Regions from separate parts of the Homo sapiens genome. Here all the other regions are linked to region 3. Evidence: chromatin contacts called from ENCODE Hi-C data. All regions are on one chromosome and are shown on one strand. Each heading gives the region's core, a stretch centred on a gene start or an enhancer-like site at or near the end of the contact. The rest is flanking DNA. Distances are from core to core; before and after follow the strand shown. Region 1 holds the start of NOD1 (nucleotide binding oligomerization domain containing 1). Region 2 holds the start of SEPTIN7 (septin 7). Region 3 overlaps NT5C3A (5'-nucleotidase, cytosolic IIIA).

Region 1 (3,718 bases), core at 1-2,500, 2.6 Mb before region 3:
GACGGAGTTTTGCTCTTGTTGCCCAGGCTGGAGCGCAACAGGGCGATCTCGGCTCACTGCAACCTCTGCCTCCCGGGTTCAAGCAATTCTCCTGCTTCAGCCTCCCGAGTAGCTGGGATTACAGGCATGCGCCACCACGCCCGGTTAATTTTTTTTTTTTTTTTTTTTAGTAGAGACGGTTTCACCATGTTGGGCCAGGCTGGTCTCGAACTCTCGACCTCAGGTGATCCGCCTGCCTTGGCCTCCCAAAGTGCTGGGATTACAGGCGTGAGCCACCGCGCCCGGCCCTGGCTTCACCCTTAAAGCAGAAAGGCCAGAAGTCATCAAGGCCATGGGTTTACTAGCTTAGCTTCCCCAGACTTAATTTCAAACACCAACAACCGAAATGTTTCCTAGAATGCAGAGCTAATGAGACATCAACCTCTGTCATTTCCTATGTTTTTCACAATGTGCCAAAACAACTGCACACATTGGAGGCGTTTTTGAATGTGATATTCAGGCGACCTTGCCAAGCATTGTCTCATTTCCTTACTTTGTGGAGCATGAAACCCAAGGGAAGTTCTCACCCTCTCTCCAGGACCAAGCAGGACACTGGGAGCTGCTGTCCCGTCTGCAGGCGGGACTCCATGAAGGCCCCTGTCTGCCCTTCCAGCCTTTGCCACAAACCCTCGAACGCTGGCTGCACACTGGAATCACTTGGGGAGCTTTTAAAAGATACGGAGGCCTGGGTCTGACTCCGTGAGATTCTGATGGAATTGATCTAGGGTGCAGCCTGGATATCTGGATTTTAAAAGCTCCCCAGGTGGTTCTAAGCTGCTGGCACGATTGAGAACCCCTGCGTTCGACCACAGTGGGATAAACGATTCCGCTGACTGTGAAGTTCATCCCTCTCAACTTTCGCTACATGCTTCAAACTCGCGGGTTTCTCCGCTTGGTTCCACCCAGAGCTCCTCCAGAGCCGCGCTGCGTTCCGCCCGCACGCAAATCCCGCCTCCCTGCGCCTCCTCACTCGCAGCGCCCAGGACCTCAGAAAGGGCCTGCCCCGCGCGAATCCCCAGTCGCTGGGACTTACTTGGCCACCAGGTTTACAGACTTCGCAGCCGCTGAGAGCTAGAGAAGAGCCCGGAGAGCGCCATGGTCCGGGGACGCCGGGGCCGGGAAGCGCCGTGGCCCGGGAGGACGCTGCTCCCGCAGTAGCGCGAGGGAGGGGCAGGACCGGGGCGGCTGCCTCGCGGGCCCGGAACGGGAACTGGCTGCGACTACAGCCGCAGCCGCGCCCCTCTGTTGGCGCGCCCAAGAGCCTGCCGGCTGCTGGGAGAGGCCGCCGAAGGGCGGGGGCGGTCAAGGCAGGGTCCCACGGTGCTGCCATTCGCCCGGGTCTGGCGCGGGGGGGCGAGAGAAGCTGCGCGCAGAGGGACGCCCGGTGCGAGAGGGTGAGCCCCTGGCCACCGCGCAGGGCCGAGTGGACAGGCCCAAGTTCGCCCAGAGGTGACACACTTGGGAATTTGTGGTGCCATCGTGCCAGGTCCCTCCTCGTAAAAGTGCCTACCCAGCGCCTGCAACCAGAGCCAAAGCCTGGACATGATAGGGAAACTCTTGTTAAAACGCGACACGTGGTCCTGATGAAATGGAGGTTAACGTAATCAAATTTAAATTACACTGCATACATTTCAATTTATACTTTTTAAAAAATGTAAGCTTTTCTTCCTATCCTTAAATTTGTTCTTGGCAGTGTACATTTTATGTTCTATGCATATGCTCTAATAGGTTGTAAAAGAGTTTTAACATGCTAATAAATGTCCCCAATAAAATAGTTTTAAAACGTTTTGAATGGGGATCGTGTCCATAAGGGATATCATGCTACAGAAAGTTGTCACTTACTCACACTGAAGAAGTACATTCAATCATATAGCCACTGATGCTTGTGAGTATTAAAATTCCCATCAGAGGCTGCCCTCTGAGAAACAGAAAGTATGTTCTTAAATCAAAAGTGAAAGTGCAAACTAAAGTTGATAGGATCAAATGTGCCAACTTGTGTCAGGCCTCTGAGCCCAAGCCTGCATGTATACATCCAGATGGCCTGAAGCAACTGAGGAATCACAAAGGTAGTGAAAATGGCTGGTTCCTGCCTTAACTGATGACATTACCTTGTGAAATTCCTTCTCCTGGCTCAGAAGCTCCCCCACTGAGCACTTTGTAGACCTTCCACCCCCCCGGCCCCCGCCTTGCCCACCAGAGAACAACCCCCTTTGACTGTAATTTTCCACTACCCACACAAATCCTATAAAGCTACCACACCCCTAACTCCCTTTGCTGACTCTTTTTTTCGTACTCGGCCCACCTGCACCCAGGTGAAATAAACAGCTTTATTGCTCACGCAAAGCCTTTTGGTGGTCTCTTCACACGGACACGTGTGACATTTGGTGCCGAAGACCCGGGACAGGAGGACTCCTTCAGGAGACCAGTCCCCTGTCCTCACCCTCACTCTGTGAGGAGATCCACCTATGACCTCGGGTCCTCAGACCAAACAGCCCAAGGAACATCTCACCAATTTCAAATCGGGTAAGCGGTCTTTTCACTGTCTTCTCCAGCCTCTCTCACTACCCTTAAATCTCCCTCTATTTCCAATTCCAGTTCTTTCTCCTCTCTAGTAGAGACAAAGGAGACATATTTTATCCATGGACCCAAAACTCCAGCTCCGGTCACGGACTCAGGAAAACAGTCGTCCCTTGGTGTTTAATCACTGCAGGGACACCTGCCTGATTATTCACGTACATTTCATTGGTGTCTGATCACCGTGGGGATGCCTGCCTTGGTCATTCACCCACATTCCCTTGGTGGCAAGTCAATTGTGGGTCGCCTGCTTTGGCTGCTCAGCCACATTGCAGCCCAGGGCTGCTCACCACCCCCCTTCTCCGGGTCTCTACCTTCTTTTCTCTGGGCTTGCCTCCTTCACTATGGGCAACCTTCCACCCTCCATTCCCCCTTCTTCTCCCTTAGCCTGTGTTCTCAAGAACTTAAAACCTCTTCAACTCACACCTGACCTAAAACCTAAACGCCTTATTTTCTTCTGCAATACCGTTTGACCCCAATACAGACTCAACAATGGTTCCAAATAGCCAGAAAACGGCACTTTCAATTTCTCCATCCTACATGAGCTAGATAATTATTGTCGTAAAATGGGCAAATAGTCTGAGGTGCCTGATGTCCAGGCATTCTTTTACACATTGGTCCCTTCCTAATCTCTGCTCCCAATGTGACTCATCCCAAATCTTCTTTCTCTCCTGTCTGTTCCTTCAGTCTCCACCCCAAGCTCTGAGTCCTGTGAATCCTCCTTTTCTATGGACCCATCTAACCTCTCCCCTCCTCCCCAGGCTGCTCCTCGCCAGGCTGAGCCAGGTCCCAATTCTTCCTCTGCCTCCACTCCCCCACCCTATAATCCTTCTATCACCTCACCTCCTCACACCCGGTCCAGCTTACAGTTTCGTTCCGCAACTAGCCCTCCCCTACCTACCCAACAATTTCCTCAAGGTTAATGCTCCTTTTTCTTTATCCAACCTCTCCCAAATCAATTAGCATTTAGGCTTTTTTTCATCAAATATGAAAACATAGCCCAGTCCATGGCTCTTTTGGCAACAACCCTTAGACACTTTACAGCCCTAGACTCTGAAAGGTCAGAAGGCTGTCTTAGTATGCATTTTAGTACCCAATCCACTCC
Region 2 (3,429 bases), core at 82-2,581, 2.8 Mb after region 3:
ATTTATGGTATGTCATATATATCTTTCCGCAACCTGTCTTTTCATTTCTTCCTCAATATTAGGTTAATGACTCTATCCATATGAAAAATGGTAGCTTTAGTTCACTGATTTTTTGGTTCGTGTTGTATGTCAATTTGTTCAACAATGACACTTATTCATCCATTCTCCTATTAGTAGACATTTATTGTTTCACTAATATAAGCTATTTTGCTCTGAACTTTCTTGCACGTGCCTATAACTTAAAAATACACATACTTTTTTAAAACATGCAGTTAAACAGGAACATACACATTTCTTTAACATGTAGTTAAACAGGAAAAGTAACACATGTGCATGAAGAATACAACCAAGAGAGCCATCACGTTCAAGAAAAGACCACAGGTTATTCCGAGTGAAGTAAGGCTTTCACTAGAAGGCACTTGGGGAACGTTCCAATGACAGCGACATTCATCGCTACAGTAGAAACTCACACAATCGCAGCCCTTTATTAGTATTTTGTTACCCAGTAGTTCCTGTGTCCATTCATTTCCTCAACTGGAGTGTGAGCTCCAAGAGGACCGAACCGGGCACCGACAAGGTGAGCCAATATGAATGTGGCGAGTCCGCAATGGGGGCTACAGCGGCCGACCTCTGGGGCTGTGCCAGGCCACTAGAGTGTGATGGCGCGAGGGAAGGGTCGGGGAAACAGGGCCTAACCTCACTTTTCACCCCGAAAGTCAAGATAGCCACGGAAACAGGGATGAATGGGGAGCACAGACACCTGCCTCGAAGTGTCTCTTCACTTTCACTCACAAAGCCGTCGGGTCAGTAACCAGAAGCCGAGGGGCGGATGCGGCCCCCGCCCTGTGGCACTTTCTCAGTCTGGTTCTTCCAGCCGCGCCTCTTTGCCTTACGCCAATTCCGTAAGGAGGCGCTGAGGCCAACTGGCCGGCTCCCGCAGCTCCAAAACTTGACGTGAAATTGCGCGGGGCAGAGCTGACTGCGGCCATCTTTAATTCGGGCAAGACCCCACCCTCGCACCCCACCCACTAGTCCTTTTCAGCGTTCCCAGGATTTTCTCCAACAAATGTAACGCGGTTAACCTTAGAAGCAGTGTTGAAGAAACACGCAAAGAGGCCTGAGTATCCATGACCTCAGTGGTGCGAAACCCGGCCAACTTAAACATGGCGGCTAAACCCGAACAGCAAAACGTTGCTGACGCCAATGAAGTCATGCTCGAAATGGAGCGAGGCGGCGGAGCTGGGGAGGCGGTAATCTCGCGAGATGGAAGCCAGCCTCCGCTAGGCCCGGAAGCCTCGTCTGAGGGGGCGGGGGACGGAGGAGGGAGCGGGAGTCGAGCGAGAGCCTGTGGAGGAGTCCGCCTGCTGTAGCGTGCGTAAGCAAGGCAGCTACGCCGGGCGGCTACGCTGCGGAATCGGCGTAGGCGCCTTTGGAGAATCGGCGGGCTGCGCTCCGCTGGGGCTGGTCGCGGAGGGGGGGAGGGGATGTCGGTCAGTGCGAGATCCGCTGCTGCTGAGGAGAGGAGCGTCAACAGCAGCACCATGGGTGAGTCTCAGCTTCGGGTGCCGCGACTTGGGGTCAGCGGCTCCGAATGCCGGGAAGCTCTGCGGCCGCTGGACCGAGCTAGGGAACGCCCTGAGGCGAGGCGGAGGCAGCGGCGAGGGGAGCCGGGATGGGGGCCACTGCGGGCCCGGGGCGCGGCAGCGGCGGGCTCGGGGGGAGGGGAGGCGGCGGCGGTGACAGTTTGAATTGAACGTGAGGAGAGCCGAGGCGGCGGCATTTCCTGTGCCGCGGCGGGCTGGCCCCCGGCGCAGAGCCGCGGCCTCCGCGGCCGGAGCAGCCTGAGCGTGGTGGTCTCAGCCCTGCCCTTGCTTCTCTCCGTCCCTTCGCCTTTCCTCAGTCTCCTCCCGGGCCCGCCGGCTTCCGCGGCCCCGCTTCCTCCTGTCCCCGGCCGCATCCCCGTCGGCAGAAGTCCCCTCGTGGGGCAGTGGGCCTGGCTAGGAGGGTGGGGACGAGTGTGAACGCTCGGGCGAGGGTGCTGTGTGGGCCAACCCGGGCGGGCGGCGGCGGGGAGGGAGGAAGAAGGATGCACCAGGCTGAGGCTGTGGTGGAGGCGGCGGCGGCGGCTGCAGCCGCAGCTCCAGTCACCGCGTCGCCTCCCCGCTCCTCCTCCCGCCTCTCGGGGTTGCCTCTCTCCAGGCGCAGCCCGGAAGGCCGGTGGATGGCGGGCGAGTCTTGAGAACGGAGGGAGAATCGGTAGTTTGGTTTGGAATTTGGGCTTAATTTTTAGGAGTAAGGGAAAGAGAACGCCTGGGAAGGGCGCCCCCCGGAGGAGATAGAAAGGGTGGGAAGGGTCCTTGGAAAAGGGAGGGAGCGGAGATGTGGAGTGGCGAAGTTTAGGGAAATTAATTTTTGAAAATATTTCAATATTCTCAGTTATTCTCTTAACGAGCCCTTTCATTTCCTTTCCTCCCCCACATGTTGGAAAAAGAACAGGCCATTTCATTTACATTTTCCACTCCTGAGTTCCATTTCAGCTGTGTGTATAGTAAGAAATAAGCAACCGAGATTTTTCTAGGACATTTCCATTTGCTGAGTTACTTTTGAAGAGTACACTGTTTCAAATTTGGGTTTTTACAGTCCTAGGAAAGAATTTGTGACGTCCAGGTGTTTTCTTAGTTACTGAAATAATAACTTACTACATTTCTTGAGTTTATTGCTAAATAGTTCAGCTTTAAGAATTCTTTCTTCTGGCTTTTTTATTTTGATGAAAGGAAAAAATATCTTTGTTAGTGCCCCTGAGAATGTAAATGAACAGATCATCTAAATTACTAAGCATCTAACCTGTTTTACATATTTATGCACATGCAGGTGATGAGTATAGTCAGTTTTTCCCCCTAAAGTTTATGTGCAGACATGGGGAGGAGAGTATTTTAGACTTAAAAGTGTACAGGTAGGGATGAAATTTATGGAATCCTGATAGACTGAAGGGGGGATATAAACAATGACCAAGTCAGCTATTGCTGCTTGGATTCTTTATTTCTTCAGACTGCAAGGGAATGAGTAAGGGGTGGTTGGGTGGTGATGGGGGGGTGGTACGGTCGTGGCGGGAGAGCAGTAAACAATCTTTCATCTCATTCAGCTGTTCAGTGGGTGGGACTAAAGGAGATAAGAGTTGAGTGAAGCTATGAAATAAATGTGGAAGCTACATAGGTGATTTGCATGGTAGCATTGTCTTATTCTATGATGGGACAACATGATGGAACCAGGTCTTCATAACACAGTTATTAAAAATACATATTTTACCACATCTTAGGCTTACAGAATTCAAATTCACAACAAATAACAGAAATGTTAAGTTGATTTTAATTAGTTCTTATCCTTTAAAAAGAAAGGATATTGTCTTTTTCTAATGTAGCTTAACAATTT
Region 3 (3,787 bases), core at 255-2,754:
AAGGACTTACCAACTACTAAACTTTCAAAGACCACCCCATTCCCTTACAAGATTGTCTTCTGTTCAAGCCATAGATTCTATAACTTGTTAAAGGAAAAAGATACTGTATATCATTACTAAATAAGCCACACACAAAGAATTACAGAATAAAAATTATGGAACACTAGAGTTTCCTATCTTACCAAAATTAGGAACATGTGACAAAATCTCTTTTATGTACATATTGTACACAAAATAGAATTTTTATTCTATTTATCTAGCTTAGAAAGACATCAAAATTTTAAAAATTGACAACAGGCCGGGCACAGTGGCTCACGGCTGTAATCCCAGCACTTTGGGAGACCGAGACAGGCAGATCACAAGGTCAGGAGATCGAGACCATCCTGGCTAACACGGTGAAACCCCGTCTCTACTAAAAATACAAAAAAATTAGCCAGGCGTGGTGGCAGGTGACTGTAGTCCCAGCTATTTGGGAGGCTGAGGCGAGAGAATGGCGTGAACCCGGGAGATGGAGCTTGCAGTGAGCCAAGATCGCACCACTGCACTCCAGCCTGGGCGACAGAGGGAGACTCCATCTCAAAAAAAAAAAAAAAAAAAAAAATTACATAAAAATTGGCAACAAATGTACACCTGCTTAAATTACCCAAACAGGGAAACTTTATCCAAAAGCTTCAGAGTACAAGAATCAAACGAATGCTGACTGTGCTACTTAACTAGCTATTTCCTAAGTGAGTTAACAGAAAATTAGGAAAGTAACTACAGCTAGACTGTGTTTTAAGGACTAAATAAATGCGTAGAGTATACTTGGTCAACGTAGGCACCTCTAAATTTTAGTTTTTCCCTAGTTACCAAACAATAGCACAGTGCCAAATTAACCCAAATGGGAGTCAGTTTCTAACTGCTTTCTAGTTCTAGTCCCAGTGAAGCCTCCTTTTTTCTTAAGCCGACTATAGTAAGTTTCTATTTTGCAACATTTTGCTATGCTGTATATAATGCTTGGGTTCTCAACTTTTTCCTGTCTCACTGAATTTTATCTAGCAACTTGTTCCCTTAGAACCCTAACCATTTGACAGAGAAATCCAGATAGACTGAAAAACTGATCTTTTTCACTGGGAAAAGTCTGCCTAACTAATGATATCGGAGATAAGGCAAAGGAGAAGGCTATGCCTTCTGACAAGGCAGTAGAGAAGACAGAATGGGGACAGGAAGGATCTTGCAAGCACTGGCTCTCTACTTCCACCTAATTACAAGAAGGAACTTGGCAAACAAATGAAGCAACTCTTTAATGAACTGCTAAACTACTTTGTAATCTATCAGCACCTTGAAAATGAGGAAGATAAACAACATATATGAAAAAAATGACAAAATGGCATTTAAGTCTATAATGGCAGAAAGTTGTCTTACTTGGTTTAAATTGTATAGATTAATGGTTTAAGCAACTCTGAGAGTTAACATAAAAGTGCGTAACACAAGAAAGATAATTTGATATAGAATAGCAGTGTGTCACAATGGCCAGAGAAGTCTGCCACCTGCTGATGGAAAAACTGAATTGTATAGATTTCCCTACTGCTGTTTTTAAGGAGAGAAAAAAAACCTATCAGGTATGGTTTAATGACATTACATGTCAAGTTGTTAGGCTGAAGATATAAACTACAACCTCTAATTTAAAAGAGAATAAAGATTAAAATAGGACTTAAGATTCTTTATATATCTCTCTCTTTAATAACTCTCTCTAAATATGTAATACCTGAACTATTTTTATTTTTATTTTTTATTTATTTATTTTTTTTGAGATGGAGTCTCACTCTGTTGCCCAGGCTGGAGTGCAATGGTGCAATCTTGGCTCACTGCAACCTCTGCTTCTGGGGTTCAAGTGATTCTCCTGCCTCAGCCTCTTGGGTAGCAGGGATTACAGGCATCTGCCACCACTCCCAGATAATTTTTGTATTTTTAGTATAGATGGGGTTTCACCATGTTGGTCAGGGTGGTCTCGAACTCCTGACTTTGTGATCCGCCCGCCTCGGCCTCCCAAAGTGCTGGGATTATAGGCGTTAGCTACCACGCCTGGCCAACTGAACTATTTTTAAAGCAAACAAAAGAGGTAAATATGGAAACTATTTAACATAAAATACACAGGAACATTCAAACTACTATGAACATTAAGGATAATCCAAAACACTGTGCAAAAAATATAAAGTCCTATAGATTTCACCTCTGCAATCCATCTCTTTTCTGTCTTCCTCTTTCTACTGCTCCCATAACAGTTTAATACTTCATTATCTTTAATACAGGCTTATTTTAATTCCTGCTCCCCACCTCCAGATTCTAATAATATTAATTTAGTGCGTGCTCAGTTATCAGTTTAATTGTATCAAAACACATTCCAGATGGTATCACTTATTTTAAAAACCATACCCAAAGCCTCTCTAGCAAATAAATTGCAAATATCTTATACTAATAGAGATGTTCTACAATGTGGTCCCAACACACTTTAAAAAATCTTGTTGCTTTTAAAAAACCGATTTAAAAAATATATAAAAGCAATACATGCTCATGATATGTCAAACAATATAAAAAGTTAAAGGATGAAAAAGTTGAAGTCTCCCTTCCTGGTCTCATCCTCCCAAGTCCACTGTCATTAGTAAAACTAGAAACAGCTTCTAAAGTTTTTGTTTTGTTTTGTTTTGTTTTGTTTTTTAATTTCCAATGACATAAGGATATACATGTGTATTTCTTTTGGGAGCACAACTGTTCTGCAACTTGCCTTTTCCCCTTGTCACCATTTCTTGAGCTTTTTAAAATGTTAACATAGCCCGGTACAGTGGCTCACACCTGTAATCCAAGCACTTTGGGAGGCTGAGGCAGGTGGATCACCTGAGGTCAGGAGTTCGAGACCAGCTTGGCCAACATGGTGAAACCTCGTCTCTACTAAAAATACAAAATTAGCCAGGCGTGGTAGCAGGTGCCTGTAATACCAACTACTCAGGTGGCTGAGGCACCACGAGTATCACTTGAAGCTGGGAGACAGAGGTTGCAGTGAGCCAAGATCGCATCACTACACTCCAGCCTGGGCAACAGAGAGAGACTCGGTCTCAAAAAAAAAAAAAAAAAAAAAAAAAGTTATACAGATTTTTTTTTCACAGCTGCCCAATATTTTATTATACAAATGCACCATCATTCATTTAACCAATGTATACTGCCTTTAATAAAGTAAATGAAAGTACCTATTTTTCTATATCCTCATCACTCTCTCTTTATACAGTAATTGTCTGGCAGCACCGATTCTATTATTTGTGAGCAAGTAACCTGGAAGTTTTGTTACACATAAAATTTGCATTTTGCTGTAGTAAGAATTTTAATTGTTTACTTAAATGATTCTCAAGCTTTAGCACACATCACAATCACCTGCAGGCTTGTTAAAACAGACTGCTGGGTCCAACCTCAAAGTTTCTGATTGTTTGTCTGGAGTAGGACTAGATAACTCGCATATATAACAAGTTCCTGCTCAATGTTGATGCCATGGTCTGGGACCACTCTTTGAGTACCATTGGTGTAAAACACTAGTATATGGGATCCTGTATTTCAAAATAAGGTTTCATCCTTCTCTAGTTGTCATGGTTTATATAACCAGCTCTTAGGAGCCTTAGCCAGGTTGTAAAAAATTGCTGTATTGTAGGAAAAAATGCCCACCTCTTGCCCGCCAATCAATGGCTAGTATTGGTAACCGAGGTGAAGAAAGTAAAAGGATCTAAAGATGTAATGAGCCTGGGCAACATAACAAGACACT

What was found. A loop is a pair of places that touch in the nucleus more often than their neighbours do. Pooled maps may share reads with other maps.
Region 1: a pooled map shows a loop between it and region 3 (2.1-fold over the local background). The contact joins the promoter of NOD1 here to the enhancer-like site in region 3. A Hi-C loop is called at or near these places in 3 of 50 pooled maps.
Region 2: a loop to region 3 is called in a map with no recorded cell type, with 3 times the contacts of the local background. The contact joins the promoter of SEPTIN7 here to the enhancer-like site in region 3. A Hi-C loop is called at or near these places in 2 of 37 single-sample maps with no recorded cell type and 2 of 50 pooled maps.

What each region holds. Positions count from the first base shown.
Region 1 is chr7:30,477,534-30,481,251 of GRCh38, forward strand. NOD1 (nucleotide binding oligomerization domain containing 1) reads right to left here and starts at 1,251. Exons shown (of 14, transcript NM_006092.4): 1 at 1,073-1,251. RefSeq lists an enhancer at 747-1,491 and a silencer at 1,140-1,379.
Region 2 is chr7:35,799,726-35,803,154 of GRCh38, forward strand. SEPTIN7 (septin 7) reads left to right here and starts at 1,332. Exons shown (of 14, transcript NM_001788.6): 1 at 1,332-1,545. The coding sequence starts at 1,485. It overlaps SEPTIN7-DT (SEPTIN7 divergent transcript), which reads right to left and starts at 900. Exons shown (of 5, transcript NR_120512.1): 1 at 765-900. RefSeq lists enhancers at 564-623, 746-1,369, 984-1,373 and silencers at 1,524-1,763, 1,794-2,243.
Region 3 is chr7:33,049,392-33,053,178 of GRCh38, forward strand. The region is part of intron 1 of NT5C3A (5'-nucleotidase, cytosolic IIIA); the gene reads right to left. Among named protein-coding and RNA genes, the nearest start is that of NT5C3A, 11 kb to the right of the region's middle. Within about 2 kb of position 1,505, at least 4 of the 41 ENCODE cell types and tissues checked have a DNase peak (open chromatin) inside an H3K27ac peak, as active enhancers do.